Regions from separate parts of the Homo sapiens genome. Here regions 1 and 3 are each linked to region 2. A link is an interaction called in ENCODE POLR2A ChIA-PET data of the cell type or tissue named here. Cell type or tissue: GM12878. All regions are shown on one strand. Links, peaks and the distances in the headings refer to the core of each region. The heading gives the core; the rest is flanking DNA. Region 1 overlaps LOC112267968. Region 2 holds the start of TAGAP (T cell activation RhoGTPase activating protein). Region 3 overlaps LOC112267968.

Region 1 (9,653 bases), core at 6,793-9,292, 54 kb before region 2:
ATTTTGCAAAGGAATGAGTGTTACCAGATAGGAAGTCGTGACTGTGAGTTGTCCAGGTTCTTGGCGTGTTGGACAAAGGATTTAATAAAATGCACAAAGCAACAAAGGAAGGAAGCAACGAAAGTGCAGGTTTATTGAAGTGAAAGTACACTCTATAGAGTGAGAGTTGGCTCGATCAACGAAGCAGCTCAAGAGCCCCATTTAGAATGTTCTTTGGGGTTTTTGTTAAGCTGAAATAATTTGGTAACACCCCTAGATTCCCTTTAGAGGCCTCCAATTGGTTACCCGCTATGATGGATGGGCCCCCAACCAATCAGAGGCTGAAGTGGAAACTTCCGTTTTGTTATCACAGGAGTGAGGTTGTGGCCTGTATGCTGCCTAATCTTGCCTAGAACTGGCTGCACCTGCTGTTCCTTTGCTTATGCCTTAACCCTTGGTTACCCTAATTCCCTATTCTCCTGCCTTATAAGGGTGGTGCTAGGCATTAGCTAGGACACAGATGGGGCATCTTAGACAGAAGAGGCTCATTCTTCACTCAAAAAGCCACACCTGGTTGTCTTTTTTTTTTTTCTCTAGTTCAATCATCCAGCTTTGTCCTGGACCTGGTCTGGGCGCACCGTGCTGGAGAGAGACCTGGCCCAGCCCACCAGCACGGCTTCTTCAGAGGACCTTTCTGGTCTACCTGATTCACCACAGCTTGATCATTTGCAGCCTGATTTTGCAGTTCATCTCTTTGTATTCATATGTATTCTGACTCCTCATTTACCCTATAAGATCATCTGAGGGGTAAAACCTGACCATCTTCCTTGTTCTTTCCTATCCTGGAAGGTCCATGTGATTTTTGACAATGAATATGATTTCTGTTTGTCTTTGGAATGAGTTTTTGCATTTGATTATCAGGGGGTTCGATGTTTAGGGATTTCTACTCTCAGTGAAATCTAATGCCACACCTGGCAGGAATTGGGTCCTTTTAACATGAGACTAAAATCCAATGAGCCCAGGCCAGGAAGACCTGATTCACAGGGGCCAGGGAGGGTGCTCACTTCTCCACTTCTGCACGAAGCCACCTCCAGTCTGGAAAGAAGCAACTCTTCCATTATCTGTTGGAGATTCCTTATTGCTTATAAAGTAGGAGTAAACAGAGTGTGTGAGATGTTGACCAAGCACGATGGGATGGAACAGATGCCCTCTCATTAATGCAGAGCATATGGCAGAGTTCTGTAGCCATTCTCAATAAAATGGAAAACAAGGTACTTTAAAATAAACACAGCTGGACACAGTCGAGAAAACAATGGTGATCTTTATTTTGCAGAAATGAAGTCAAAGTGTTGCTTACTGGTTGTCAAATAGCCACACATGAAAGGGGCTGGAAACACAGCCAATGTTCAGAGTTAGAGTCACTGCATTGGAGACCCAGAAATCAAGAGTCCTGATCACACCAAGCAGGCTAAGAGAGGGCTGGGGAGGGAGATTTCCACCCTGTCCTTTTCGGTCCCTGGTGCTTCCTCGGCCAGTGTGAGTACAATGATTTGCACAACTACTGCTTTCACTTAATGCAAAAATGGACTGATGTTTTAAGTTGAATCCAGTAGTTCAACCACTGGAGCTTCAGAAGGGTCCACAGCCCGCCCCTTTCTGCCGGAACTGTCTTATGTTATCATCTAATCAGGCATCCCTGGCCATTCACCAATGGTCCGAGAGTTGGGACCTCGTTGATAAATGTATTTATTCCGAATTTAGGTGTAAGTCCCTTCCAGGCAGTGCAGCAGAGCAGAGGATAACAAGGAGACAATTTGGTTTTCTCCATTTTGTTTAGGAACACACTTTTTACATGAGTGCCTTAAGTGCAGCTGCCGTTTCCTACCAAGCAAGACAATGATCAGCCCTGCTTTGTTTGTTCCCACAGCTCAGGAACCTGGCTCAGAGCTGCTCCTCAGTGCCAGCTGCTGGACTGGACAAGATTTTAGGCAAGGCACGGCCACACACCAGGTAGGTGAAAACCCACCACACTGAACCGCTGCCAGGGAGCCCATGAAGGCACTGAGCCTCTCCATGAACAGAGGCCTAACCTCAGCCTGCCTGGCTGATCTCATCTCTAGGGTGCTTTACATGACAGCAGCAGAGTGTGAGCCTGCTGCCCGGAGGAACTATGCAGGTGTAAGCAGCACCCAGCTTGTCCTCAGACACGTGGCAGCCCAGGGGCAAAACATCAGGTTGTTCACGAATCACCAAGGTATTTTTGGCATCATGTTATTATACTCCAAAAACAACCAAAGAGCAGGGGAAAAAAAAAACCCAATTCACAAAAGTAAAATGCAGTCCATCTAAGAGGGTTGTTTAAGTTTAAAGTTTTCTTTACTGAATTGGCCCAAACTGGATAAGCATTAATATCCCTCCCTAAGGCTCCCAGCCAGGCGGGACCAGGCAGAACAAAAGCTTGAGCCAGTTACTGGGCATTTGCCACAGGCCAGACGCCCTCACCATAGCCACATTGCATCATTCATCAAACCCACCTCAGGAAGTGGATGCGGTGATTCTCCCCGGGACACTCTGGGAGGGGGTAGCACAGATAATGAGAAAGACTAGGGATCCCAGGTCAGATATGGGGAATGCCAGAGCTTCGGGTCTTTGCATGAGTAAGGTTAGATAAGCCCGAAAGAGCACAACCAAGGGTCCGCAGAGAGCAGCAAATCAGAGACCACGCCAGGCAGTGGACAGCCCGTGGTCAAGCCCAAAGTGACCTCCAGGAAAGGAGGACATCCCTGTAATGACACTGCAGCCTCTCCCTTGCCCCAGCCCCACTCCCAGGGCACAATTCCAGGCTGCCTGGGGCACCAGAGCTCACATCCTCCCAGGCATGGGCAGGAGGGTCACCGACTGGCGCTGGAGGCTCCGCTGCTGCGGCAGAACCACGGGCTCCCTGCAGAGGGAGCCCTGACCCCTTCCGAGGCAGCAAAAACTAGCCGTGCTCAGACCTCCCTCCTGAGTGAAAGGTTCTGCAGTGTACACAGGTTGTTTGTGCTGGAAGCATTTCCACGGAGCCACAGCAGTGGATAGCTGACACGAAATTCCCTGGCTGTCTCCCATCGTTTGAGAATTAAGGTTATATAGCTGTTATCCGCACATCCTATCAGCCTTTGGGTTACAGGCTGTGATGTTGACTTTTGTGAAAGAAGCAGGGAGCGATGGGACAGGGAGAAAGGCCCGAGGGGGCCATTTGCAGGCACAGCCCTGTCCTCACCCGAGCCACCGCCACCCCAGAGTGGGGTAGCTGATACCCGGCAGGTTGCTGTTGGTGACTGAGCAGGTGTGGGGGGATCCAGATCCAGAAGAGAGGAAGGCGGGGAAGAAAGAGGAGTGCAGAGAGGGCTGAGCCTGCAGCGCTGTGCACTTAGGGGGCTTGCTTGAAGCCTCATTATCTGGGACATAACTGCAGTCAGACGGACTAGGGGGCTCCAGGAGGCTGATGATGTGAAAGGTGATGACAGATTTTCATTTTCCATTAGGAGATGAAAACTGCTTTCCCAAGCTCTCCAAACAGAAGAGAGACTTGGCTGAAGGTCTAAGTAATGCCTGAGGCCTCCAGGAGGGCCAGCGTGTCTGGTCGGGACCACGGTGCACCACGCAGTATTTGTTCCCCGGGGAAGCCACTCCTCTGCTACTGCACTCTGGAAGAGACTCCTGGGTCTCACAAGGGGGTGGAGGTGTCCGCAGAGGCCCTTTAAGGGGTGTGGTTAGAGAAGGCTTAAATTTGCTATCTGGGAACCTCATATCTGAATCTACACACCATGATTTTAACAATCATTTTTAGCGGTTATAACTTCAAATAAAGATTTCAAATTCTATATGGACGCTAATGATCTATTCCAAGCTAATATCCACAGTAGAGGAGAATGAGAAAATCTTGAATGGGAATCCAGTTTGTAGAAGAGTCAAATGATTTTGAGTCTCGAGTAAAGACGCTGCCGTGGTACACAGTATTCAAGACAGCACGTGAAATTAAAATGTGTCTAACTTCCGCTCCCGTCGATGAATTTCTGAACTTTTCCCCCGTGTTAGGGCCCAGGTCTCTCCAGTGCTTTCCAGGGCTACTATCTATAATTGGCAAATGATCCCCTCATACTATCCAATTGTTCTCCTTCCGAAGACCTACAAAAAGAAACCTGATTATCTTGCCAACTGCTCTGTGTTACCAGATGTTTAGTTTGAGAATATGAAGTGTACCTGTGAGAGTATCCAAGCGCAAAACACTTCTGGCCCAAGCTGGCTAGTCTGATCATGAGACCAAGCCTCAAAACCTTGAATTTTATATGAGCTTGACCCAATCAAATAGAACTTAAACATCTCCTGGAAGAAGGGGCAATGTCTTCATCCTCTTTGAGACTTCCTCCTACTCATGGGATTCCGTAGAGTGCTTTGCATACAGCAAGTGCTGAATAATTGAATTTTCTGCCCTGTGGTCACAGAGACCACACCATCCAAATGCCAGTGATAATCTTCAGTGACATTTACAGAGTCTATGTGAATCAGACTAACCACATCTTTAAATCCTGACCCAGTTTCACTCAGATTTGGCTGGACAACTGCCCTTAATAGCCCAGCTTCCAGACTGTCAATCACACAGCGATCTCCTGGACACCTTCTGTGAACCTGGCACAGAGATCAATGCTGGGGATGGGAAAATGAATACAGCAAGGTGTTCCAACATAGTGACAGGTGAGCAAGTCACTACAGGACAGGGAGACAGGTGTTAGAGACAGAGAGGGTGCTGGGCAGGCTTAGAGGAGGGTACCCAGGTCTTCCCAGGGGTCTAAGGAGGCACCACCCAGAGGTGAGATTTGAGTCGGATTCTGGTAAACATGGGAGTTTGCTGTGCCAGGCGAGGACCCTTCCAAGCAGAGAATAGCAGCGTTCTGAATGCCAGGGCGAGTTTGAAGGGTGCAGGGGACGCCATTTGAATTTGTGAGGCTACCTTGAAAACAAACAGGATAATAAGGGACAACTCCACTTCAGATGTCATATGTTATTCCTTTATTCATGGAATTCCTACTAAAGAGTGAGTCCTCAATATTTGGGAGGACATGAATGAAGCCCTTTGAGAATCTGCTTCTTTAAAAAAAAAAAAAAACAATCTCTGCCCCTCTCCCCCTTGAAGCAATCCTCAGACTCCTGTTTAAGAAATCCTGGTGTAGACTATAAAGTGCTTCCACCACGCTGCACCCTCAGCTACACTTGCAGATGCACTGGGGCTCTATTTCCCTGCCTCTGCCTCCACTGCCTGGTTTCCCTTCAGAACCACCCAAGTCCTTTTTCCCAAGAGATGTGTTGAGACGTGAAATTTCCCAGCGCTGAGCCTACCACCACACTCGGAGACTGGAACCCGCCACACGCCTGGCCCTGCAGACGAGCTAACACATGGGCAGCATGGTCCTGCCTCCTGCCCTGCTGCGGCGTTTCTCTTGAGCCCAGAGGCACCGCCTTAGCTCACTGTGTCCACAAACAGAACATTCTGGCATGGCCTGAATACAACTGACTCTTTAGATGACGGTCTCTGATGAGATCAACCAAATCAACAAATGTAATGAAAAGATAAGAATTGTTGATGTGCACAACAGGGCAAACTGAGAATCTGGGGCCTGATTTATGTCCTTCTGCTGCCAGTGATTCCTTCAGTTTGCCCCTTCTTTCTCTGAGCTTCTGGTCCCCCTTCTGTACGCAGGGGGTGAGGATTCCTGCCCTATTCATGAGGTAGACGAGAATTAAAATCAAGTGAGATGATGAGGGGGAAAGTGCTCTGAACTCTAAACCTTCTAAAATACCAAATATTATTATTATTAAAGAAATTATTGGGAAACTAATGATAGAATCACAGAGGGAAAATGGCATTTTACTACCACTCAAGAGCAAAATCTCAATAGAAAAACCAAAACAGCCAGCCAGTAGACAGGGAATACATAGCATCTGGCATTTGTTATAAGGTATTGTAAATATTTTTTACTTTTATGTGTTTATTATACAGTTTCAGAAAGGAAAAGGAAAGAAAAGGACCCAAGAACTCTCTGCTTTGTTGGATCAAGTGCAGGTTCTTCTAGAACACCGGCGGGTACAGAGTCAGGGCTCAGCAATGTCCGCTCTTATCGCGAAAGAGCCTGCTGACCTTGGAAAGACGCTGCTAAGACAAAGAGGCTGCCTAGGAAGGGGCCAGCCAGGCTGCTGTGGAACAGCTGGGCAGGGCCCTCAAGGGGGAGTCATGTCCCCACCACTCCCCCAACCCCCATTTGCTCCACCAGCCACTGCTTTTTCTAACACTCCACAACTTTGCCATCTGACTTCAGACTGGCTGTGGTGAGGGCTAGGATAGGTTGAGAGAAATGCAGGTGACCTCAGTGGAAAGCAAATCAAGCAAGGCACATAAAAGATCAAAGGTCGTTCAACAGATCTGTGAAGGTTTCATCCATTCACTGTGGTTCTATTTCCCTGCCTCTGCCTCCACTGCCTGGTTTCCCTTCGGAACCACCCAAGTCCTTTTTCCATAGTGCCTGCACGTCCCACTTCCAGGCACTATGCTGGGGCTGTGGAAATGAAAGAGACCACGTGCGTTACAACAGACGAGACAGGCAGATGAGCCAGACAAGTAGGTGACACAGGTTTGCAGGGAGACACCCACTCTAGGCTGCAAGTGGTCCCTGGGTTGAAATGCGGAGAGGGCCTCTTGGCAAGCAGCAGAGAGGGGCCAGGGTTAGCACACAGAGCCTGGCGAGATCGATCAAAGGGACTGAGGAGTCCTGTGGGCTCTGATGCCTGGGAGTGATTGAGGCATACATATTTGAGAGAATTCCTCGGGCAGTGACAGGGAGGATGGAGGGGGACAGAGAGTTGAGGGAATTAAGGTCTGATGCAAGGAAAATAGCAGAAACTATTGAAGTAATGCAGGCAACATGCCACAGGAGTGTGGAACGTCAGTGGATGAGAAAAAAGAAGTAAATGAAAAATATCCAGAAGGCAACATTTGATCATGTGGAGAAGGGAAAGTCCCTGGAGCCAGACAGGCCTGACTCCAGCTCGCAGCCCTGCCACTTGCCAGCTGAGAGGTCTGCAGATTGCTTAACATCACGGAGCCTCAGTTACTTCATCTATAAAATGGCCCTAATTGTATAGGAGTGTTGTAAGGATTGAGAAAGAATGAGGGTAAAGAGATTAGCCTGGCACATGGCAGGCAGTCAGTGTTAGCCCTGTTGAAGAAAATGGTAATTCATGCCATAGGTTGAGGACCAAGTTTGATTTTTTTTTTTTTTTTTTTTTTTTTTTTAGACAGAGTCTTACTCTGTCACCCAGGCTGGAGTGCAGTGGTGCTATCATAGCTCATTGAAGCCTCAAACTCCTGAGGGAAGTCCTCTCTCCTCAGTCTGCCAAGCAGTTAGGACTAAAGGCCCAGCTAATTTAAACTTTTTTTTTTTTTTTGAGACAGGGTCTTACTTTGTTGCCCAGGCTGGTCTCAAACTCCTGGCCTCAGGTGATCCTCCCACTTCGGCCTCCCAAAGTGCTGGGATTACAGGTGTAAGCCACCACACCTGGCTTGAAAATGAAACCTGATTATCTTGCCAATCAAAACCTGATTATCTTGCCAGAAATGAGATGAGATGCTGTGGGTGCTTAGCAATGGATGACAGGCTTGTACCTATACCTCAGGGCAACTGCATCCACACAACGTGACTTTGGAGAGCTGTATGCGCCATGACTTTATGCAGGGGGCCTCCAATGCAGGTTAATCCAGGCTGTGTGGAATGGTGGACCCACAGCTGTGTTGCCTCGAAACCCCAGATGCCAGGAAATGATGGTTTCCAGGTCAGGCTTCTTATGGCTGAAATCCCTTTAACTGCACTTTTTTCTTTTGCAAAGTCACCAGTAATTCAAAGAGCCCCCAAATACTGAGCCACTCTCCATACCTTTATGCCAAATCCACAGTCAAATACTGGGAGTTCAGATCGGAGGAGCACACACTTGGGCAAACTGACCTAAGAGGCCTCGCCACCCACTCCCAGGGTGCACCTGTGACCACCCTTCCTTCTCCCACTTCCAGCAGGCTCCTGAAGTCTATTCAGGCTGGGAGCTGATGCTGAACTCAGCAGGGCCCCAGTTGACTAGATCATTTCCCATGTGAAGTTCTGGGGAGAGAAGATCAGGTCTCCATGGAGCAGGGCCCGGCGGCACTTTCGCTGTGCGAAGCCACCAGCAGGCCCCACTCCGCTGGAAATTCATCAGTGCATGGAAAGGCAAAGGGCACAGTTGTTTCCGTTCACCAGGTATTCGCCACGTCACTTGTTTCCTATTTCAGTGCATTAAAAAAATTTCCCCTCCGGTGAGAGTGCTGAGGCGCCTTTGTTGTGAAATATGGTTAACACGAGTGCTTTTTTTTAATGACATCACCAAATTAGGTCTCTGTGTGTGTCAGAAAAATTAACCCCGGCAAGTGTACAGTTCTCCTGGGATCACAAGGAAGTGCAAAATAGGGCTGGAGGGCGGGGGACTGGCCAGGGAGCATGAGGAGGAACAGCGATCAAAGGAGAGGGGAAAGAAAACAAAAATCGTGGGCAGACCAAGACTGACATGCGGACAGGTGCCTGGCAAGCAGAATACTCAGGAAAGAAACTTGACCTACTTCACTTGACTGGATGTGGATTATCTACACGTGCATGCTTTTTCAAGCTCAAATGAATAATTATCTGACAAATACAGATCTGTTCCTCTCAATTTGGTTCATAACATCTTATTTTAAATATTCAAATATTTCACCCACATCGCCAGAGCCTCTGTATAGGCCGCATGTTTTCATGTGCTCTAAATCTGCAGATGGTTGGGATGGCTGGGGCGAAAGGTCTGAGCTTTGACCCACATTGTGTTTAAAGAAATGTTTAGGGCCGGGGGCAGTGGCTCACGCCTGTAATCCCAGCACTTTGGGAGGCTGAGGTGGGCAGATCACGAGATCAGGAGATCGAGACCATCCTGGCTAACACGGTGAAACCCGTCTCTACTAAAAAAAAAAATACAAAAAGTTAGCCGGGAGTGGTGGCACATGCCTGTAGTCCCAGCTACTCATGAGGCTGAGGCAGGAGAATTGCCTGAACCCGGGAGGCGGAGGTTGCCGTAAGCCAAGATTGTGCCACTGCACTCCAGCCTGGGTGAGAGAGCGAGACTCCATCTCAAAAAAAAAAAAAGAAAGAAATGTTTAGAATGAATGGACATTTAATAGAATGTCGGCTTACTGGCGTTTTAAATCATTGGCAGTAACACTGGGCCCGCATTCCTATGTGGCCCTCATGGGCTGTCCCTTTGGACCCAGCACAACTTCTACCATTTTCTACGGTCCCACCACTCCCAAGCACTCACTTCAACCATTGACTTTCCCCTCAGGCGTTTGAGGGTGGTCTCTGGGCTAGGCAGTGAAGCAGGCTCTGATGGGTATAGCCGGAGAGACAACGTTTGCTCCATACCTGGGAGTTATATATCCCTCAAATATATGGAAATAGCCAGACATGTTTCCAAATAAATTCAAAGAGAAGCAGAAGCCATTTAAAAACAGAGCAGAGAGTTCTAGTTCCCATGCATTACGGTTTGAGACCCAATTTCTCTATTGTATTCTCTCCCTAAATAGC
Region 2 (10,526 bases), core at 4,018-6,517:
TGCCAGGCTGGAGTGCAGTGGTGAGATCTGGGCTCACTGCAACCTCCGCCTCCCGGGTTCAAGTGATTCACCTGCCTCAGCCTCCTGAGTAGCTGGGACTACAGGCGTGTGCCACCATGCCCAGATCATTTTTTGTATTTTTAGTAGGGACAGTGTTTCACCATGTTGGCCAGAATGGTCTTGAACTCCAGACCTCGTGATCTGCCCACCTCGGCCTCCCAAAGTGCTGGGATTACAGGCGTGAGCCACCGCGCCCAGCCACATTCTTTAGTTCTTAAAGTGATAAACACAGCTAAGCTGAAGCCCTACCTGGGTCCTACAGCACTGATAATGTAGCTAAGATGAAGCCCTGCCTGGGTCCCATAGCAGTGATAACGCAGCTAAGGTGAGGCCCTGCCTGGGTCCCATAGCAGTGATAAGCGCGGCTAAGCTGAGGCCCTGCCTGGGTCCCATAGCAGTTTGTGTCATCAGCCATACAGCTTCTAATCACCTAATCTCAGGATGTCTTATTTTTAATTCTTCATCTTGATCACAATAAGTGGAGAAGCCAGTTTAAAAAGAACATTTTGTTTGAGCCTTTCTTAGTTTTCAAGCCAGCTTTTGAAAACACAGCGTTCTTCAAATATTATTTTATGCTGAGCCTATTTTGTATTCCAACACAAAGATAAATTCATAATTGCAAATATCTGAGGGGGCAAATTTGAAATGTCTGCTTCCACTACTGCAGAAATGCAGCCATTTGTGGAGACAGCAAATTATTTTGCAAGATGAAATGATGCTTGACATTATTTCAGGGATGCCAGGGTCCCAGCAAACCTCTGAGAAGTTCCCTGGAAGGCAGCCCTTCTCCTGCCAGGAAAAAAAACAAAAATTAAAAAATGACCTTAAAGGACTGAACTGTATTTACCGTAGCCGAGACTGAGTCCTTGCCTGTATCTGTGAGCCCGGGGCCTGCAGAGAGGTGAGAACGTCTCTTCCAGGCATATCTTCCCCACCCACAGACTTTCCTAGAAGTTTCTTAGAGGAGAGGCAGGCAAGGAGTTTTATTGCTAATTCGCTATAACCAAAGTCACCGCATAAAAGATTCTGCAGGTTGGGTACTTTGCAGATTAGTGAATCCAAGACCGTCATTCAAAGTGAGCACCAACTTCCCAGCCCCCGGAGTCCTTTATGCTAAGTCCTCCTCTGCCACCAGACAGTGAGGAGCATGGCTCTGGGGACGTCCACACCTCCCAGAGCACACAGAACTAGGGAGTCTAAGGTGAGAACACTGGTAAGGCTTTGGTCCTTGGAGGGTGGGAGGTGAGAGGCTGGACAGGTGTGGTCACGCCCTCCTGACAGATTCACTGACAGAAGCTGACACTCAAGTCCACCTAAGGCGAGGCCTCCTTCCTCACCACAGAGCTAGAGAGTCCATGTGTCTAATCCCACAACATTGGTATCGACATAAGCCCGCGGTGTGTGCAAGGAGAGGCTGTCTCCAGCTCAATCAAATTCTGCAACGATGGTCTCTGTTACAGCGTGACAAAGAGGTAGTCTTTCTCCATGAAACGAAACAGTCAAAGGCTAAGTGACAAAAAGTCTGAGTAACAAATTGCAATACCAGCAAACGTATGGTGAGATTTAAATGTTTTATTTTATCACTCAATTTTACTAGTAATTAAAGTATAGCAAATGCCTACTGTGTGCAAAATATGAGGCCAGGCACTTGTAAGAATAAAAGATGAAAAAAGTAGACTCACAGTCTACTGGGTGCGGCCACTATGCAGGGCCAGGGAAGGAAATTTAATTCAATCTAGAAAAGTCCCTTCTTAGAGGAGATAGGACTTGGGCTAGATTCCGAGGGAAGGGCAGAATTCCAAAAGGCAGATGGCGTGAATGGCATTTCAGGAGGAGGGAACAATTTATCAAAGGCCTGGAGACTCAGAAGCACACTTTTAGGGGATGACAACAGCCTGTGTGGCTAAAACATAGGACAAGTGGGAGATGGGGAGGACGGATAATCAGAGAAAAGGCTGGATTGCCCTTTTTTAAAAAAAAGAAATTGTAATTTGAGTTTTCTAGAAAATCAACCTGTTAATCAGTCATTAGGTAGCCAGACACTGGGGTGATGGAGAAGTCCTGAAGGAAATCGTGAACTCTTTGGGAAAATAATCTTCAATGCAGGAAACTGTTGACATTAATCTCATTACAGAATGCAGGGCTCTGAATCACTGGGTGGTCCCAGGAAGAGAAAGGGAAAGTGAGTTCAAACTGAAGAGCCGGACTCTAATCCTCCAGTTGGTGTTTCCCAGGCAAGCTGGGTAAACAATGTGGGGAAAATGACTTCCATATTCTCGTTCACAACAGTCCAGACTGAAGCGGTAACTGAGCCTGAAAGTATGGGAAGGAACGATGGTGCTTCCAGTCACCCTCCAAAGCACACATGTACACAGCATAGAACTCACAGTCCCCAGAACGGAACTCACTGTCCTTAGAGACTCACCACAAGAAAAGCAAAGCCAATTATTTGCAGAAAAATTGATTGTGACCAGGACCCAAGCGATAAAAGTCCCACTGTGAGAAGCATCTTTACAGGTGTGGGTTTCACCGGGGTTTCCTTCAGCCCAACCCAGCAAAAGCCACTGAAGTTCCTTTCCACGTTCTGAAGACTCTTACTATGCAGGACGATGAGAGCTTGCTTTTCAAAGAGATGTGTGGGAGACAAGAATATGGAAAAAGTGAATCTGACATTTCCATCTTTTTTTCTAACTTTTGGCATGACTGCTTCCAAATTTTACACTTTATTTATAAATGTTTCTCCTAGTGCTCGGAAAACTGCGATCAAAATTACTGTGAGATTTTCAGAGTTGAGGGTGCAGCACCTGCCCTTCACAACTCTTTCTCTTTCCACAGTAGGCGCCATATGCAGGCGGGGCCACAGTCATAAAGGAGAACGTCTCCTCAGTCCCCCAGCAGCACCAGCCAACAATGGTGGCTTTCCTTCAGTCACAAAATGTACCTATTCATTAGATGTTGACTGTCAAAATCTCCCAGGGACCCCAAAGGATGGCACCTCCCTCTGGGCTTTCCCACCATCAGTTGTGTCAATAAGAAGAGCCAAAACATATTTCTGTTTCAAAAAATGGAGGGGCCCTAATTCTGTTGCCGTATTTGCTACTAACTTTTCATCCTAGATAGTTCCCTGGGTGCTTAACTAGGCATGGTAGGTCCCAGAAGAAAAAGAAAAGTCCGTCGATGTAACCATTTCTGCAGGTCATCAAACCATTCATGTTATGTATTTTTAAAAGATGCTGAGGCTGGGCACAGTGGCTCACATCTGTAATCCCAGCACTTTGGGAGGCCAAGATGGGTGGATCACCTGAGGTCAGGATTTCCAGACCAGCCTGGCCAACATGGCGAAACCCCATCTCTACTAAAAATACAAAAATTAGCCAGGTATGGTGGCGCGTGCCTGTAATTCCAACTACTCAGGAGGTTGAGACAGGAGAATCACTTGAACCCAGGAGGCAGAGGTTGCAGTGAGCCGAGATCACGCCATTGCACTCCAGCCTGGGTGACAAGAGCGAAACTCCATCTCAAAAAAAAAAAAAAAGAAAGAACAGTAAGTACATTAAGTTTCTTACAAAAATTTGAAAAGTCCGTTTGTCGGGAAAAAAAAAAGTTTAGAAAATACATACTAGCAATGAATATACATCACATATATATTCTATGATATATAGAACATTATAGTAATATTCTATTTTGGCTATTTTATAAGGAAATGTATATATTCAGAAATTAGTTATTTAGTACCTACTATATGCCTAGCACTAGGCTGGGCACAGCGTAAATGCCCTTTTTCAATTAAAAAAATCAGTGAGTTCACTTTGGAGGTTTATAAAGGCAGGAGAGGGATGCTGAAAGAGTGGTGGCCTCTACAGCTGCCCTGGGAACACTGGGTGAACTCTGGCACTGTGGTGGCTTTCAGAGAGGGAGCCCCCAGCTGGAAGCCTGAAAACCAGGATCTGTCCCTAGGTCCCCACCGAGCCGCTAAGTTACAGAGCAAATTTCGACCTCTCTGTGCTTCGGTTTCCCAAAGTCTGCCCCATAATCACCTCCTTTCAGTAAAATGACAAAAGAACTGACAATGCGGAAAAGTCTTAAAATTAAAGATGCTGATGATAAATGAAGCCAAGTTATTTTAAAACTTTTTATTGAAAAATTACATAAATAGGGAAGTGTGCACATAAGCCTAGCACCACCCAGATCAAGAATGGACCATCACCAAGCCCCCCGCTGGCCCCTGGAAGTCATTACCATCCCCTCTGGGAAACTGCTACTCTTGCTTCCAACAGCACAGACGACTTTTGCTAATTTTGTGCTTTGCATTAATGGGAGCCGGCAGGATATACACTTTCACGTCTGGCTTCTTTTGCTCAGCGTCATATTATGAGATCCAACCATATTGTTGGCTATAGTCATAGGCTGTTCATTATCAGTGCTATACAACATTCATTCCCTATGTGAATGGATCACAATTTATGCATCCATTCTCGTGTCGAGGCATTTGAGTGGTTTCATATATAGCCCTTGATCTACAGAAAAGATCAGAAATTCTCTTATGCAGAAGAGTGATCCACAAATGAAATTCACCATCTCTTTCCTACTTTAAGTTGGTCTGATCAAAGGAATTTTTTTGTTTGTTTTCCTTCCGTGTCAGAACGACAGCTGCTCTGACTGTAAATTAAGTATCAATACTTTTGACCAGGAGTTACAGAAAGGAGGAGGGGGTTACTATATTGACAACTGACTCGAGGGAGTTTTCTTTCTACTTCCAAAGGAAACTAACCTGGCTTTGGACGGTGATTGTTCCTCAAGGAAGGGACTGTCTTGGGTTTCTTTCTGGTTCTGTAACAGTGTCCCACATCCAGGGGTGCTAATCAACGTGTGGTGCTGGTGGACAGAGCAGATGGCACGTGGGAGGGGAAAGAGCACCCAAACAGGATGCAAAAAGAGGCACTTGAAATTACCACTTTAGAAAATAAAGTGATGTTTATGCACAGAATAACACAATTTCTTGTTCACACATCCCACCTATGACATTAATCAGAGCCTTCACCTATGGGCTGAATGTCATGTTTTCCACTCCTAGTAGTTTACAGATTTTTTACTTTGAAGTGGAAGACACAAAAAAAAAAAAAAAAAAAAAAAAAAAAAAAGACATAGCTGCCCTAAAAGGAATGAGGAAGCGAGAGCTCTCCAGTGTCTGGCTGGCTCCGTCCGTGTGACAGCCCATGATGTTCTTTCCGGTCTCTGTAATATTCTGAATTTCCACCTGCCCGCCCCTTCGCTTATAATGCAGAGCATGTGAAGGGAGACCGGCTCGGTCTCTCTCTCTCCCAGTGGACTAGAAGGAGCAGAGAGTTATGCTGTTTCTCCCATTCTTTACAGCTCACCGGATGTAAAAGAACTCTGGCTAGAGACCCTCCAAGGGTAAGTACACTATATATTAACATGCCTAGAAATTACAAGCTGCCTCGCAAGTCACAGGTCACTCAGATCACAGGCAACAGAAAACAGCTATCCCGTGGAATATGCTCTCACTTTATAAAGTCTCAGGACAAAGCTTTGCTTCAACGTGAAGGCTGCACCTTTTTGGTGTAGGAGTTCTGTAAATGTTATCTTTGTTTCATGTTTACTATTTTAGCATCCTAGGGATATGTTTTTTTTTTTTTCCTTTTTGGATTAGATGAGAAAATCCATGCAAAGCACCTACTACGACAGCTGGCATATAGTCAGCACTCCACCAAAAAAGTTAATGTTCATGTTAATTTAAAATGTTAACGTAATTGATATCCAGATTATCTCTTGATGGAACGGAATAAATTGGTAACAACGTTTAGAGTGGTAAAGATAGTTGACTTAAATAATTTAGAAATAATTGTGTTCAGATGCTGCTCTTAACAACATACAACATCTGGTAACAGAACTGATTTTAAATGAAAACTTGTCTATGTAATAGTTTTTTCCAAAGTAAAGGCAAGTGAAAAAATAGCAAAAGAGAAAAATAAATAAATAGTTTCAAACTCTGTGCTTTGGCAAAGTGGCGCTGAAAGTGGCCTACTGTGTGAGTCCCTCCTAACTCCTTTCCATGTGATTCGTTGTAGACAGAGGCACAGCCACACGGGAGTGAAATCCACCCCTGGACAGTCAGCCGCAATACTGATGAAGCTGAGAAGCAGCCACAATGCTGTGAGTGCCCCTCTCACATTCATTCATTCACGTTTCCTACAGGCAAGGGCCAAAAGATATTTACCTAATTTTATTTTTTCTCTTTTAGTCAAAAACACTAAACGCCAATAATATGGAGACACTAATCGAATGTCAATCAGAGGTAAGAAAGCAATTTTTAAGACTTTTTATCTGTACTGTGAGAAGGTGGAAAACTTTGTTTTAATTGAATATTATTTGGGTTGAATAGTAATTATAAGAGTAGTAAACTAACATCACACATGTAGTAAATTAAGCACATTAATTAGGATCTTATATGATGACAATCAAGACCTTAATATTGCTTCTAGAAGCTAGAAAAAACATCAATGCACTCTACTGACTTCATTTTTAATATGAATAAAATGCTGTATGTGTGTTTTGTGGGGAAAGACTCGATAGGTTTCTTCAGTCACTATATTTAACTGAAATAAAAATGTTTTTAGGGTGATATCAAGGAACATCCCCTGTTGGCATCATGTGAGAGTGAAGACAGTATTTGCCAGCTCATTGGTGAGTTTTAAAAACATACCGATCTTTTATGTAAGTGCTAACAACCAGTGCTCTTGGTTTGCAAAACCACAGCGCTTTTACTCTACTAGGAATTTTTTTGTATAAGTTGTTCTGTTAAAGACCGCAGAACATTAACCCTTAAATGGCAGGTATGCTCCAACTCACTAGAGCAGGGAGTGCTGGGAAAGGAAAGAGCCTCTCCATAGAGAATCCCCAGTTCTGCCAAGCGTTTTTAATGCGGTTCAATCTCCTGGCCATGTATGTTTCGACAATTAGCATGCACACATTTGAAAAACACACAGTGTCTTTTCCATTTTCTTCCTTCTCTTATGGAGAATGCATCCAAGAGCCTATGAAGCAACTGTTGCTGATCTCAAATCCCAAAGGACCCACCATTCACTCTCAACTTTTTTCATAATGCATTTCATTATAGCGTAACCCTGACCCAGTTCTCCTGAACCATAAAGACAGGCCACTTCTTTCTCATCATGCTTCCACTTGCCAATCTGAAATGTATAGAAACAGATGCCAATGCATTTAGAAAATATAGCCTTTATAATTAGTAAGAAAGGAGAAGGAAGGAAGGAAGGAAAAGAAAAGAAAGAAGGAAATGTTTGAGATTGCAATATCCATTGCACACACATCTTGTGGATTTCAGAAGGACAGAATATCTTGATAACGTTTTGCTGATAATTCCCAGTTGCCAGATCTAGGTTCAAGGCTTCCCGCAGCGATTCGTATTTGCCTCTGTCCTAAAGCAGCAACCTGGAAAACCCAAGGTGACCAGTCACCTGGAAGGAAAAATGGTGTTAGCTCCCTCTAGTGGCTGTTTAGTGCCTGCGTGGCTGCAAAGGGTTGGAGCCAGCCCTGCTATGTGCCTTCGAAAAGATATTCAGCAAGTCACTTCCTCACCTTTTAAGTTTCGTTTTCTTCGCCAGTTAAAGGAGGAAATCAAAATAATCTATTTCATATCAGAAATTTCCTCTATAGTTATTCAGGCCAGTAGGTTAAGATGGTTGTTTATGATCAGCACAGTTAGGTTTTGCTAATTTTCTGTAGCAAACAGCTGGAAAGAGTGAAAACAGGAAAGGTGGAGGCCTTGAGGAACTCTGGTGTTGCTGTTTAGGGAACTGGTTGCCCTGGTAACAGTGTGGTTGTTTATCGGTTGGTTTTTCTAGATTAAGATTCACGCCCTTTGCTTTCTCAAGTTTTCAAAATTATTTTTCTCACATCGCATACTATTGACCACATTATGCGGCCAACGATACCCATTTTCTTACCTGGATCTTTGCTTCTTAACACTGTAGTCTAATTTTTCTCGTTGCCTTGTTTTCTTGGCTGTAGAAGTTAAGAAGAGAAAGAAGGTGCTGTCCTGGCCCTTTCTCATGAGAAGGCTCTCCCCTGCATCAGATTTTTCTGGGGCTTTGGAGACAGACTTGAAAGCATCGCTATTTGATCAGCCCTTGTCAATTATCTGCGGTGACAGTGACACACTCCCCAGACCCATCCAGGTAGGCGTGCATTCTCTCATAAACCTACTTCAGTTTTCAGTTGGACATGCAAAATACTCGGGAAATCTGAATGTCATTCTCCTATTAAGTTTGTAGGGACTGATCTTCCATATTTTCCACTCTTCAACATGGCACTCCCACATACGCGTGCAGTCAGAAGAATATCTGACTGCTTCCATTCCAGAAATTGAAATTAGTTGTATTTGCCAATGAGCTCAGAGCTATGGTCCCGCCATTCCTCTGACTTCACAGAGTGGAGAATGCTGAAGATTTGTAGCTTCTGAAAAGTCAAAAGGGGGAAACAGAATATAGACTTTGTGATCTGAAATCCAATGTTCATATGGAAGTATTTGAAAGGAGAGAGCTCCAAAGTGATTTTAGAAAGTGCAAAATTAGAGCTTTCACAATTTGCCTCCTCTTAGAAAAATAGCAGGGTTGAGGAAGGCCATTGACAGCAACTGGACTGAAAGCAAAATCTGACATCAATATTCCTGTTAAGACTATCTCAGTATACTAAAGAAGAAGGGTAACCCTTTCCTGTTCCTATTGCTGTTTCCTTTAGGACATTCTCACTATTCTATGCCTTAAAGGCCCTTCAACGGAAGGGATATTCAGGAGAGCAGCCAACGAGAAAGCCCGTAAGGAGCTGAAGGAGGAGCTCAACTCTGGGGATGCGGTGGATCTGGAGAGGCTCCCCGTGCACCTCCTCGCTGTGGTCTTTAAGGTGAGTTCAACACACTTGCGCCAAATAACCTGCCAAGGGGCCCTGACACACTCATTCTCAGGATGCAAGAAATAGGCTCTTCTCCCCACACAGCAAGGTACACTGATCTTGGAGTTTAATTTTTTTCATTAAGCCCTTTATTTATTTATTTAGTAAGCACCTCTGTTTCTGTGACCTCAGATTCCAACAGAAAGTGATGCATTCTGCTCTCCCAAAACTTTGCCAAGTACGGGCAATTTGATTGTTCCGTGGCAGAATCCATACGTCAAAATCCAGTGGCCCCTCAGAACACACCCACCTGGGGATGGTGCCTCTGACTCTGCCTGATGTTAGAAAGTTGCAGAGAGGCCAAGGGTGTTGGAGAGAGGGTTCCCTGGATTCATCAAATGCAGGAATGAAGGGCCACAATCTATGATGGGCTAAGCATAGAGCACCCTGCGATGGAACGAAAACCGGGTGAAAACAAGGACATGGGACATCATACAGTACCAATAGGCCAACAGCCCACTCTCATCCCCCAGGACTTCCTCAGAAGTATCCCCCGGAAGCTACTTTCAAGCGACCTCTTTGAGGAGTGGATGGGTGCTCTGGAGATGCAGGACGAGGAGGACAGAATCGAGGCCCTGAAACAGTAAGTCATCAAAGTCATCGGTCATTGCCAGGCCACATCACCTCCGTCTTTTGATTCTTTACACAGCTTTCTAAATGCTTCATGATCCCTGTTCCATGAGAATTGTGATGTTTAGGGAATCCGAGTGGAATTGCTCGTCCACTCCCAGAACAAAAACCAGAGGGTGCCCTGGACTTTTGAATTTTAATTTTAGCCAAATGAAATATTTCTTCAAAAAGTAGAAAGCGAACTTCAATCCTCACAAATCCCAAGAGGTAGGGAAGTCTGAAAATGTAAGATGTTCAAAAAGGTATGAGATAAAATCAGACCTGAGAACTTTAACACAGGCTCACCAGCAAAGTGTAGAAATTCGGGATTATCTTTAAGCTACACTGACTGGTGTCATGCAAGGCAACAGTTCTCCCATAAAACATCCCTCAGGATGCAGCCAGACAGTGTGGTGGGGGGCAGTTGTTTTGTTCATAAAACTTCACAGCATATTTCATCTTCTTATAATTAACCCAAATGAAAACTATATAATAACACATTCCAGTGAGAGTAAAAATAATAACATATGCAATGGAAAGTGTGATCTGTTAGTGACTAGAGAATTCTAAAACCCAAGCTTTGAAATGTCAGCATGGTTGTCACATCCTATGAAAGTTTATCTAAATGTTATAATTGTCCCACATGGCTAAATACTTTCAATGACATATGTATAGAATTGAAGACATTAAAATGTCTGTCCCAAAATGAAAATTCTAAGATTATCACAATGAGTTTCTACCTAGACATAAGGCATTTTTATAACAATTCCTTCTTCTGAGAAATGAAAATAATCACCATTTCGTTTTTGAAAAAGTGAGACTTTAAGAAGTCTAATTTCTTATCATTAGAAACAATGTTGCGATTTAAG
Region 3 (9,873 bases), core at 106-2,605, 50 kb before region 2:
GAGCTAGGTGACTCTAGAATTGTAGGAAGCACAGGGAAAAGATGCTGGAGTCCAGATGAATGAATGATGACCGCTTGAGTCTCACAGGTGATGTTTAATCTGCTCTGCGGCTAACTTACTCTATGGAAGAAAACCATGAATTGAGAGACATTTGTTTAGACTTAGCAGCAGGGAAACCCTGACCTTTTTAACCTTTAGGGAAAACTTCTGCTAATCAAAGGAATACGTCAGAGCTTCCTAAGCCATGTGCCACAAATGAGTTACACCAAAGCCGCGGCATTGACCCTCTCCGTTCTGTGTGTGGGCCAGCCTGGGTGGGCCGGTAGGCCTTTGGCTGCCTCAGTTTCCCTCAGAGTGTGATATAAATGCTATCTTTGCTGTGTGTGCTATGGCATGAAAATATTTGGAAAGTATTGCCTTCGGTTAAAATTCTCACAGAAATCCTTAGCATTGACATTACTAGCAGTGATTAGCTATAACCTGAATCAGGTCCAACAATTTGACTCAATTTGCTGTGCTTTATTGTAAATTCATTTTGTTTAAGTTCAAATTTTAAGAAAAAAAGTCTGCACTTTTTTCCTGCTGATTTCCACTCTGACTAAGCCACACTAGTGGTGACTTGGTGTTTGGAGACATCACAGGCATTGCACGCCAGCTCCCTGGGGAACCCTCTTCCCTCAGGACTGATCCCACTCTCCCCCGCCCTCAGGAAGAGCCTGGCATCCGCAGTGACCCTCGAGCAGCTGTCCCTGCAGCTGGGCCTGCCCCTCAAGCACGCTGAGCCTGTCCTTCACAGCCCCATGGTGCTGACCCAGGGCCCTGAGACCACCAGGAGGCACCTCTTCCTCTTCAGGGACTGGCTGGTCATTGCCAAGCAGAGGTGAGTTGGTGGCAGTCATCGCTTTGCTCTCTCCTAAAACTCAATCTCTTTCCAAGACCCTAGCAACACCCAAGGGCACTGCAAGGGGCCCCAGAGCTTGGGACCCAGCCTGGCCCACGTTACCAGCGCTTCCAGCCTGCACAGGCTTAGGTGGCTCCGTCCTTCTTCCCTGTTCTTTGACAAGCAAAGCACCCAGAGGCTGAATCCCTGGGACAACATCACACAGGTAGTGGGTAGAAAACTAGGACAAGAAAAGTAAAGAAAATCCATCATTTAAAAAAAAAAAGCCCTATGCAAACTTGACTTTTTGGTTTGACTAAAAGTGAATAATGTGTTTATAGCAATAAAGTTGAAATCAGAAATTGAGAAAGTCGATAACTGAGTTAACATGACCTGCACCATTTTTCTCTTTGGGAAGCTCTGCAATGAACACCTCCTCAATGTGTGCATTAGAGCAGCCTCTGGACTGGAGCCACAACTCCCAGGACGTGGTATATTTTTCACAAAGAAACCTACAGGCCCAAGGAACATGTGACAACCTTCTAAAAATCCCACACTAGTTTAAAAACAAAAACAAAAAAACGAGGGATAAACACAGACATTAGGCAAATAGAACATATCAGAGAAATAGTGGGGTCCCCTGGGGGAAGTGTTGATGTCCCTGGTCAGAGTCAATATAGGGAGGAAACCCAGAGCCATGGGCCATATTTGGCACTGCTGGTGCTGACTACGGAGGGGCCTGGGGCCCCGGGGTGATGCCTGTAACATTATTTCTGTTTTGTAGGAAGGAAGAGCATTTACATATTTTTATACTTCCATTTAATTTCCCTTGAAAAGCTCTATTTTAAGCTTTGGGGGAAATGTGCCACATTTTAAAGAGCTTCCCACACCTACCCACCGTGATTATTTTTTTAGGTGCTTGGAGATTTCAAAGAATTCAAAACCCATCTGGCATCCTCCCCCCGTATCCCAGCCCGGGATATGTTGTTTTCAGAGACCTGAGAAAGCCCCGGGGAGGCACAAACAGCAGCTGGGGAAATCCTGCCACGGCTCAGAACGCACACTTGTCACAGTCTCCGCGAGCGCCCCAGCTGAGCTCCTGAGCCAGGCTCTGGGCCGCGGGCTGGTACCCAGGGCACTCACAGGTGTGTGGCCTGAACCACCCCTCACTTTGCATTCAGGAACTCCCCGAGTCGCCCCTCTAAACAGACTCAGCATGCTCACCAGCAGTCAGGAGGCAGGGAGTCAGGGGTCACCAGCAGCCAGGAGGACAGGGTCAGTGCGGGGTGTTGGGGAAACGCACAGAGTTGACATGGAAGGTTAGCGTCAAACACACCACCAAGCCCTGGCCACGGCGGCCTGGCTAGAGGCACACACGGGCCACCGCGCCCGGAGATCTCGCTAGGCCTGGCCACGTGGCTTCCCACTGGGCACAGGGCACTAGCTGCGGCAGGGAACTGAACACTCACTGGGGTGCTTAGGTAGGATGACGATCCCAGGAACCCTTCCCCGCCCCTTCCCTAAGAATGAGGGTGGCGGCACTCTCGAAGGAGAGGGATTAGATGTGCACACACCCTATGAACCGCCTTCGCCCTCAAAGAGACCAGCTCCTTCTTGCCTCTGCGCCTCCGCCCGCGCTGCTCCGACCACCTGGGAGGCTGTGCCCCCTCCTCCTGAGCCAGCTCTTCTCCATGCTGGGGGACATGGCCCCGGGAAACTGGATCAAAGCGCAGACTCTGGAACCCAGGCGGGGGTTGAATCTCCTCTCCGCCATTTACCAACTGTGACTAAGCTCTATGTGTCTCTGTCTTCTCGTCTGTAGAGATAAAAATAGCATCTTCCTCACAGGATGGATTGGGGTGGGGATTGAAAGAATAACTACAAGATCAGAGTTTAGAACCGGCTGGCACGTGTGTGCAGTGTTTCCTATGAAGTAGAGTCGCTTTCTGATGTGCTTTCCAAGAAGGGTTGAGGCCCCACCCACTCACAAAAAGAGAAGACCAGAGAAGAGATCTCAGTCTCCTCCACCAGCCTGAAATGAATCTCAATCACTTATTAGCTAATGGCTCCCGGCACACAGAGGGTCTGCTCCACTCAAGCCGTTTTGCCATACTCTGGAGTCAGAGTCCAAGCTCTCAGAGAGTTTATAATGTAGCAGAAAGGTTTAAAATCCACCAGCCTCGACTGGGCGCGGTGGCTCACGCCTGTAATCCCAGCACTTTGGGAGGTAGAGGCGGGCAGATCACCTGAGGTCAGGAGTTCAAGACCAACCTGGCCAACATGGTGAAACCCCATCTCTACTAAAAATACAAAAATTAGCCAGGCGTGTGTGGCGGGCGCCTGTAATCCCAGCTACTCGGGAGGCTGAGGCCGGAGAATGGCTTGAACCCAGGAGGTGGAGGTTCAGCGAGCTGAGATCCAGCCATAGCACTCCAACCTGGGTGACAGAGCGAGACTCCGTCTCAAAAAAAAAATTAATTAATTAATTAATTTTTAAAAAATCTGCCAGCCTTCATGGACAAAGGGAAGGAATCATGATTGACTCTTTACTTTGTGTGGTGTTTTGGTTTTGTTGAATTCAAAGAGTGAGACTCATGTGTTTGGGAAATTTATTTAATTTTTCTATTTTTAGTATAATCTTCAGCTGTAAGTTTTCAAGATATACTTGGTACCATATTCCAATATGTGTAATGAGGAACTATCTTAAAGAAGTTTTACTGTTTTTTATAGGACTAGATACCTGATTTTTAAAGCCTTGTGAATTATGACCACATGGTTGTTTTCAGATCTGTGCAATTAGGTTCAGCGAATAAACGTCCAGGAGAGCCTTGGCAATCCATTGACAAGAACAGCACAGCCAGTGACTCCACAGGCGAAGGGAAGTGTTTTCAGTTGTGTTTTACTATAAACAGTATGACATACAAAGGCATATTTCATAACTTGCCCAAGTGGTTTTGAAATATTCTTTTCCATTGAGGCAATAGCCATTCACAATTGATAATAACCACCCCCAGGACCGGCTACACAATCTGTAAGACAGTGCCCTTTTTTCAAAGAGTAATAGGAATTTTAAGACAGCAGGAGCAGAACGATAAACCAACCACAGGGGTCTCCAAGCCTGGGGACCCAGGGGCTGCACAGGTCACCTGTTCATGGAGCTGGCCCTGGCTGCCCCCTGTGATGGATTTAATATATTTTAAATCATCAGACATATTTAAGGAACATCCAAGCTTAAGACCTTTACTGGATATATTTACCAGCATTTACCTATATTTAATAACATTCACTTTGCTCCACAAAAGATCTTATTTCTTTGCCAAAAATCATGTTTTGGAATAAAATAGACACAACTTCAACATTATTTTTTAAAATAAAAGTTGCAAAAGTACATCTCCCACATCTTCTGTGAATTTAAATAAATCGCTTTATTTGTTTTAGGCTGAAAGTGTAAATTCAGTGTGAATTTCATGCCATGCTCTCATTCACTTGTGGACATAACCTGCCTTTCTCATTTCACAAAGGCTGAACTATCCAACAACCTGATTTTTGAAGAATTTAGGGTAACACTGGCCTCACAGAATAAGTCTGGAAGTAGTCCCTCCTCCTCTGTTTTTCAGAATAGTTTGAGTGGGAATGGTATTAGTTCTTCTTTAAATGTTTGATAGAATTCAGCAGTGAAGCCATCAGGTCCTGGCCTTTTCTTTACTGGCCGACTTTTGATTATGGCCTCCATCTCATTACTTGTTATTGGTCTATTCAGGTTTTGGATTTCTTCCTGGTTCAATCTTGGTAGGTTGTGTGTATCTAGGAATTTGTCCATTTCTTCTAGATTTTCCAATTTATCAACGTATAGTTGCTCATAGTGGCCACTAATGATCCTTTCAATTTCTGCAGTATCAGTTGTAAAGTCTCCTTTTTCATTTCTGATTTTATTTATTTGGATCTTCTCTTTTTTTCTTAGTCTGGCTAAAGTTTGTCAGTTTTGTTTAACTTTTCAAAAAAACCATCTTTTGACTTCATTGATCTTTTGTATTTTTTTCATTTCAATTTCATTTATTTCTGCTGTCAGCTTTATTATTTCTCTTCTTCTACTAATTTTGGGTTCATTTGCTCTTGCTTTTCTAGTTCTTTAAGATGTATCGTTATATTACTTATCTGAGGTTTTTCCTCCTTTTTGATGTAGGCACTTAGTAGCTATAATCTTCCCTGTTAGTACTGCTTTTGCTGTATTCCATAGGTTGTGGTATACTGTCAGGCACTACTCTAGGTACTTGGGATAAAATAGAAAAGGAGTCCTGCTCTTGTGGAACTTATGTGCCAGCCAGGGGAGGTAGAAAATAGATGAGAAACATAGTAAATGATCTAGTCTGTTAGAAGGTGGTACGTGCCATGGGGGGAAAGGAGAGTTGGGCAAGGGGAATTGGCAATTCACAGCAAGAGAGTGGTTAGTTGCAATATTGGAGTGGCCTATGTGGGCCTCATTGCAAAAGGGAGTTTTGAGCAAAAATATGGAGTTGGCCAAGCAGATATCCAGAGGAAGAGCATTCATGGCAGAGGAAACAGCAAGAGCAGAAGGCCAGAGAGTGGAGCGTGCCAAGCACATCGGGGAATTGCAGGCGGGCCTGCAGGGATGGAGGGGAGGGAGCAAGAGCAGGAGGACAGAGGAGGAGGTCAGCAGGTGGCGGGCGGCAGATCAAACAGAGTTTCATGGGCCTTGGCAGGGCTTTGGCTTGTTTTCCTTGCTGAGTGAGATGGAAAGCCATTGAAAAAAATGACAGCAGAGTAATAATATGATCTCACTTCTGTGTTAAAAGATTCGGTCTGGCTGCTTTGCTGAAAATAGTGTAGGGCTCAGGGAGATGCCAGGGGTAGGAAGAAGGGGAAGTGTTAGAAGATGACTGCAGAAAATCCAGGCATGGGATGATGGTGGCTCAGACTGGAGAAACTGCAGCTGAGGCGGTAAGACGGGACTGGATTCTTAGTTCATTTTGAAGGTGAGACCAACCTGCCAAATTGGAGGTGGGGCTTTCTCCCCTTTTGGGAAAAATCAAAGAGGACTGAAATTCCCTGGCCTGGAATTCACATCTTGATGTATTTAGTAGCCAACAGCAGCTCTGTGAAGTTGGTATCACTTCTTCATCGCACCTTGCATGCTTGCCCAAGTCACAGAGTTATAATATAATAAAGGATGAAGTTGCCGTCCACTGAGATGAGAAAGGGTGGAGTGAAGCAGGTTCTGGACCTGTGAGATCAGCAGTTCAGTGTTGGACGTGTGGGCTCGAGATGCTGTTAGACGTCTGAAGGAAAATGGTGGGAGGCAGTTGGATATTGGAGTCGCCCATATTAGTTTTCTATTGCTGGACAAGTTTGCTCCAAGATTTGGCAGCTTACAACAAGGATCATTTATTAACCCACAGTTTCTGTGGGTTGGGTTTCTGAGAGCCATGTAGCTGAGTGGTTCTGGTTTAGAACTGCAGTCAAGGTGTTAGACAGGGCTGCAGTCCTGTCTAACAGGTAGTCTAGTAGGTAATGAGGATGACCTCATTACCTCATTTGAAGGCGAGTTTGAGGAAGGATCAGCTTCCAAGTTCACTCACACAGGTGGTGCAGGTCTTGGAAGATCCACTTCCACGCCCACTTGTGTGGCTGTTAATAAACCTCAGATCCTCATCCTGTGAACCTCACATGGCCCCTGGCTTACCCCAGAATGAGTGAGCCGAAAGAGAATGAGAGAGTACCCAACATAAAAACCACAGTAGTTTTATAACCTCATCTTGGAAATGACATCCCATCATTTCTGCCATCATCTACTCACTAGAACCAGTCAACAAGGGTTGGTGGACATATTTTTTAAAACCATCTCATTGACATACAGATTATATTTAAAGCCCTGAGTGTAATGAGAAATGAAAAGGGGACCAAGGACCATATCTTGGATACTTCAACATTAAAAGGTTGGGGAGAAGAGGAGAAATCATCAAAGGAGGCCAAGAATGAGAGGCTTGCGAGTGGGAGGACAATCATGAGACTGTGGCATTTTGGAACCAAGTAAAGAAAGTGCATCAAGGAGGAGAGAGTGAGCAACTTCAGCAAATGCTGCTGTGGGATAGGGTTAGTCGTTTATACTGGCTTGCCCAGGAAGGTCCCAGCTCACATCTGCTTTCGTCCTGGTGTTATTACTTATCAGGCTCCCTTTTGCTCTCAAAAGGAGGCAGATTTGACAAAGAATCTTATGGACATCCCATACCCAAGTCAAGTAATGTGAGCACTGAGATTTGGGGATTGGATCAGGCATCATAGAGGTCACTGGTGATAATGAGCGATCAGTGTCTAATTGTGTCTTACTGTGGGACATACATCAGCATACCTTTGCATTCAAAATACTTTTCCTACTAAAAGCTATTACAGAGCTAAGTAAACTATTAGCTAATATTAGTGTAAGTATAACATAAAATATCAAATTAAAGTAAGATTTTAAAAAACATAAGCTCAATTCATTCACTAAATTTTAACTCTTCTCAATCACTATTTAATGTAATTACAGATGATGTGAAAGTTTGAGTACATCTAAGTTCATTTTATGGAGCTGAGTGTGGTGGCTCACACCTGCAATCCCAGCACTTTGGGAGGCCAAGGCGGGCAGATCACTTGAGGTCAGGAGTTCGAGACCAGCCTGGCCAACATGGTGAAACCCCATCTCTACTAAAAAATATGAAAATTAGCCAGGCATGGTGGCGCACGCCTGTAATCCCAGCTATTTAGGAGGCTGAGGATTGAACCCGGGAGGCGGAGGTTGCAGTGAGCTGAGATCATGCCACTGCACTCCAGCCAGGACAACAGAGCAATATTTTGTCTCAAAAATAAATAAATAAACAAATTCATTTTATGAGTTACTTATTTTGAAAAAAATTGTCACAATTGCAATGCTATAAAATTGTTTTCAAAACAAAATAATTTGGCAAACAGGCAAAAAGAACATCTTTAATAATGATCCAAGTTGATAAAATAGAAACAGACATAACAAGATTCATATTTATTCCTAATTATTCACGAAACGTTTTACATGTGATAAAATGTATAAAAGCTCTCATCATGGCTTGTTCCCTGGTGTCATAAACATCCAAATGTCCATGGCTGTCCTGAATCTTGTCTTCCCCGCTGGACACTTATGAAGGATGACCTCATTACCACCCATCTCCACTTAGCCTATGCCAAATTTTAATACCAAGGTCGATCATTCCTATGGCCCAGGCACCAGGTTTATCGCTTCATACGTCTTGATGTATTTAGTAGCCAACAGCAGCTCTGTGAAGTTGGTATCTCTTCTTCATCGCACCTTGCATGCCTGCCCAAGTCCCAGAGTTATAATACTCCCTCACGGTATGTTGCCATTTGTCAAGTGACAACTTACTTAGATGAATTATTAAACTTTGTTTAAAAAATTCTGGCTTATTTTTGACATCTTAAGGAAGTAGAAAGCTGATGTTAACTTTCATTTTACATATTATTTAACAATTTTTTTCTTGAGATTGTTGGCTTCATGGAAAAAGTCACCTCCATCCACAGGAACAGTAGATTACATTTAAAATATTTTTTTCTTATTTGTACAAATGTATGGGGTACATGTGAAATTTTGTTACATGTATATAATGTATACTGATCAAGTCAGGGTATTTAGGATATCCATCACCCACGTACAATACATTTTTGTTTAACCATACTCATCCTGCTCTGCTACCAAACAATGAATTTAGGCCCAGTACGGTGGCTCAAGCCTATAATCCCAACACTTTGGGAGGCCAGGGTGGGAGGATTGCTTGTGCCCAGGAGTTTAAGGCCAGCCTAGACAACTCAGCGAGATCCCATCTCTAATTTTTTAAATTATTTTTTACAAATTGAATTTATTTCTATCTAATTGTATGTGTGTTCTTTAACCCAGTTCTCTTCATCCTCACCCCTTTACCCCAATCACCCTTCCCATCTCTGTTCTCTCTTTCCACTTTCTACCACCATGTGATCAGATATTTCAGCTCTCACATCTAAGTGGGAGAACATGAGATATTTGTCTTTTTATGCTTGGCTTATTTCACTTACAATAATGACCTCCAGTTCCAGGTACATTGCTGCAAATGACTTGATTTCATTCTTCTTTCTGGCTGAATAGGGTTCCACTGTGTATATATACCACATTTTCTTTATCCATTCTTCTGTTGATGGGCACTTAGTTGATTCCATATCATTGTCTTGTAAATAGTGCTGTAATAGACATAGGAGTGCAAGGATCCCTTTATATATTGATTTCTTTTCCTTTGGCTAAAAACCCAGTTGTGGAATTGCTGGATAGAATAGTAATTCTATTTTCAGTTTTTTGAGAGATGTCCATACTGTTTTCCATAATGGCTGTACTAGTTTACATTCCCACCAACAGTGTATAAGAGTTTCCTTTTCTTCACATCCTTGCCAACATCTCTTATTTTTTCTTTTTAATAACAGCCATTCTAACTGGGGTAAAATGATATCTCATTGTTTTGATTTGCATTTCTCTGATGATTAGCAATGTTGAGCATTTTTTTCATATATCTTTGGCCATTTGTATACCTTCTTGTGAGAAATATCTATACATGTCCTTTGCCCCCTTTTTAATGGGATTATTTGATTCTTCCTGTCGAGTTGTTTGAATTCCTTGTATATTCTGGATATTAGTCCCCTGTCAGAAGAATAGTTTGCAAATATTTTTTTCTCATTCAACTGATTGTCTCTTTACTCTGTTGATTATTTCTTTTGCTGTGTAGAAGCTTTTTAGTTTAGTTAAGTCCCATTTGTCTATTTTTGTTTTTGTTGCCTGTGCTTTTGAGGTCTTAGTCATAAATTATTCTCCTAGACCAATCTCCAGGAGAGTTTTCCCTAAGTTTTCTTCTAGTATTTTTACAGTTTGGGGTCTTCGGTTGGTTTTAATCCATTTTGAGTTGATTTTTTTTATATGGTGAGAGATA

The links. Peaks named below come from ENCODE experiments on the same cell type or tissue, not always from the same donor. Only the 100,000 strongest peaks of a DNase experiment are listed, where the experiment ranks them.
Region 1: POLR2A ChIA-PET joins it to region 2 with 17 read pairs; 17 of 35 experiments call an interaction of 5 or more read pairs at or near these places.
Region 3: POLR2A ChIA-PET joins it to region 2 with 22 read pairs; 17 of 35 experiments call an interaction of 5 or more read pairs at or near these places.

What each region holds. Positions count from the first base shown.
Region 1 is chr6:159,097,558-159,107,210 of GRCh38, reverse strand. It overlaps LOC112267968, which reads left to right. Exons shown (of 5, transcript XM_047419645.1): 2 at 1,907-1,989. LOC124901449 reads right to left here and starts at 199. Exons shown (of 5, transcript XR_007059837.1): 1 at 1-199. In GM12878, for the core only: no CTCF peak of the experiment used is centred there; no DNase peak of the experiment used is centred there.
Region 2 is chr6:159,039,828-159,050,353 of GRCh38, reverse strand. TAGAP (T cell activation RhoGTPase activating protein) reads left to right here and starts at 5,363. Exons shown (of 10, transcript NM_054114.5): 1 at 5,363-5,475; 2 at 6,150-6,234; 3 at 6,323-6,376; 4 at 6,699-6,765; 5 at 8,110-8,276; 6 at 8,839-9,000; 7 at 9,522-9,631. The coding sequence starts at 6,208. TAGAP-AS1 (TAGAP antisense RNA 1) reads right to left here. Exons shown (of 5, transcript NR_183546.1): 4 at 9,299-9,435; 5 at 7,298-8,556. RefSeq lists enhancers at 7,660-7,929, 8,503-9,702 and a silencer at 10,371-10,526. In GM12878, for the core only: no CTCF peak of the experiment used is centred there; a DNase peak (open chromatin) is centred at 5,283; H3K4me3 peaks cover 1,244 bases; H3K27ac peaks cover 658 bases.
Region 3 is chr6:159,086,736-159,096,608 of GRCh38, reverse strand. LOC112267968 reads left to right here. Exons shown (of 5, transcript XM_047419645.1): 3 at 710-880. Among named protein-coding and RNA genes, the nearest start is that of TAGAP, 47 kb to the right of the region's middle. RefSeq lists an enhancer at 1,777-1,906. In GM12878, for the core only: no CTCF peak of the experiment used is centred there; no DNase peak of the experiment used is centred there.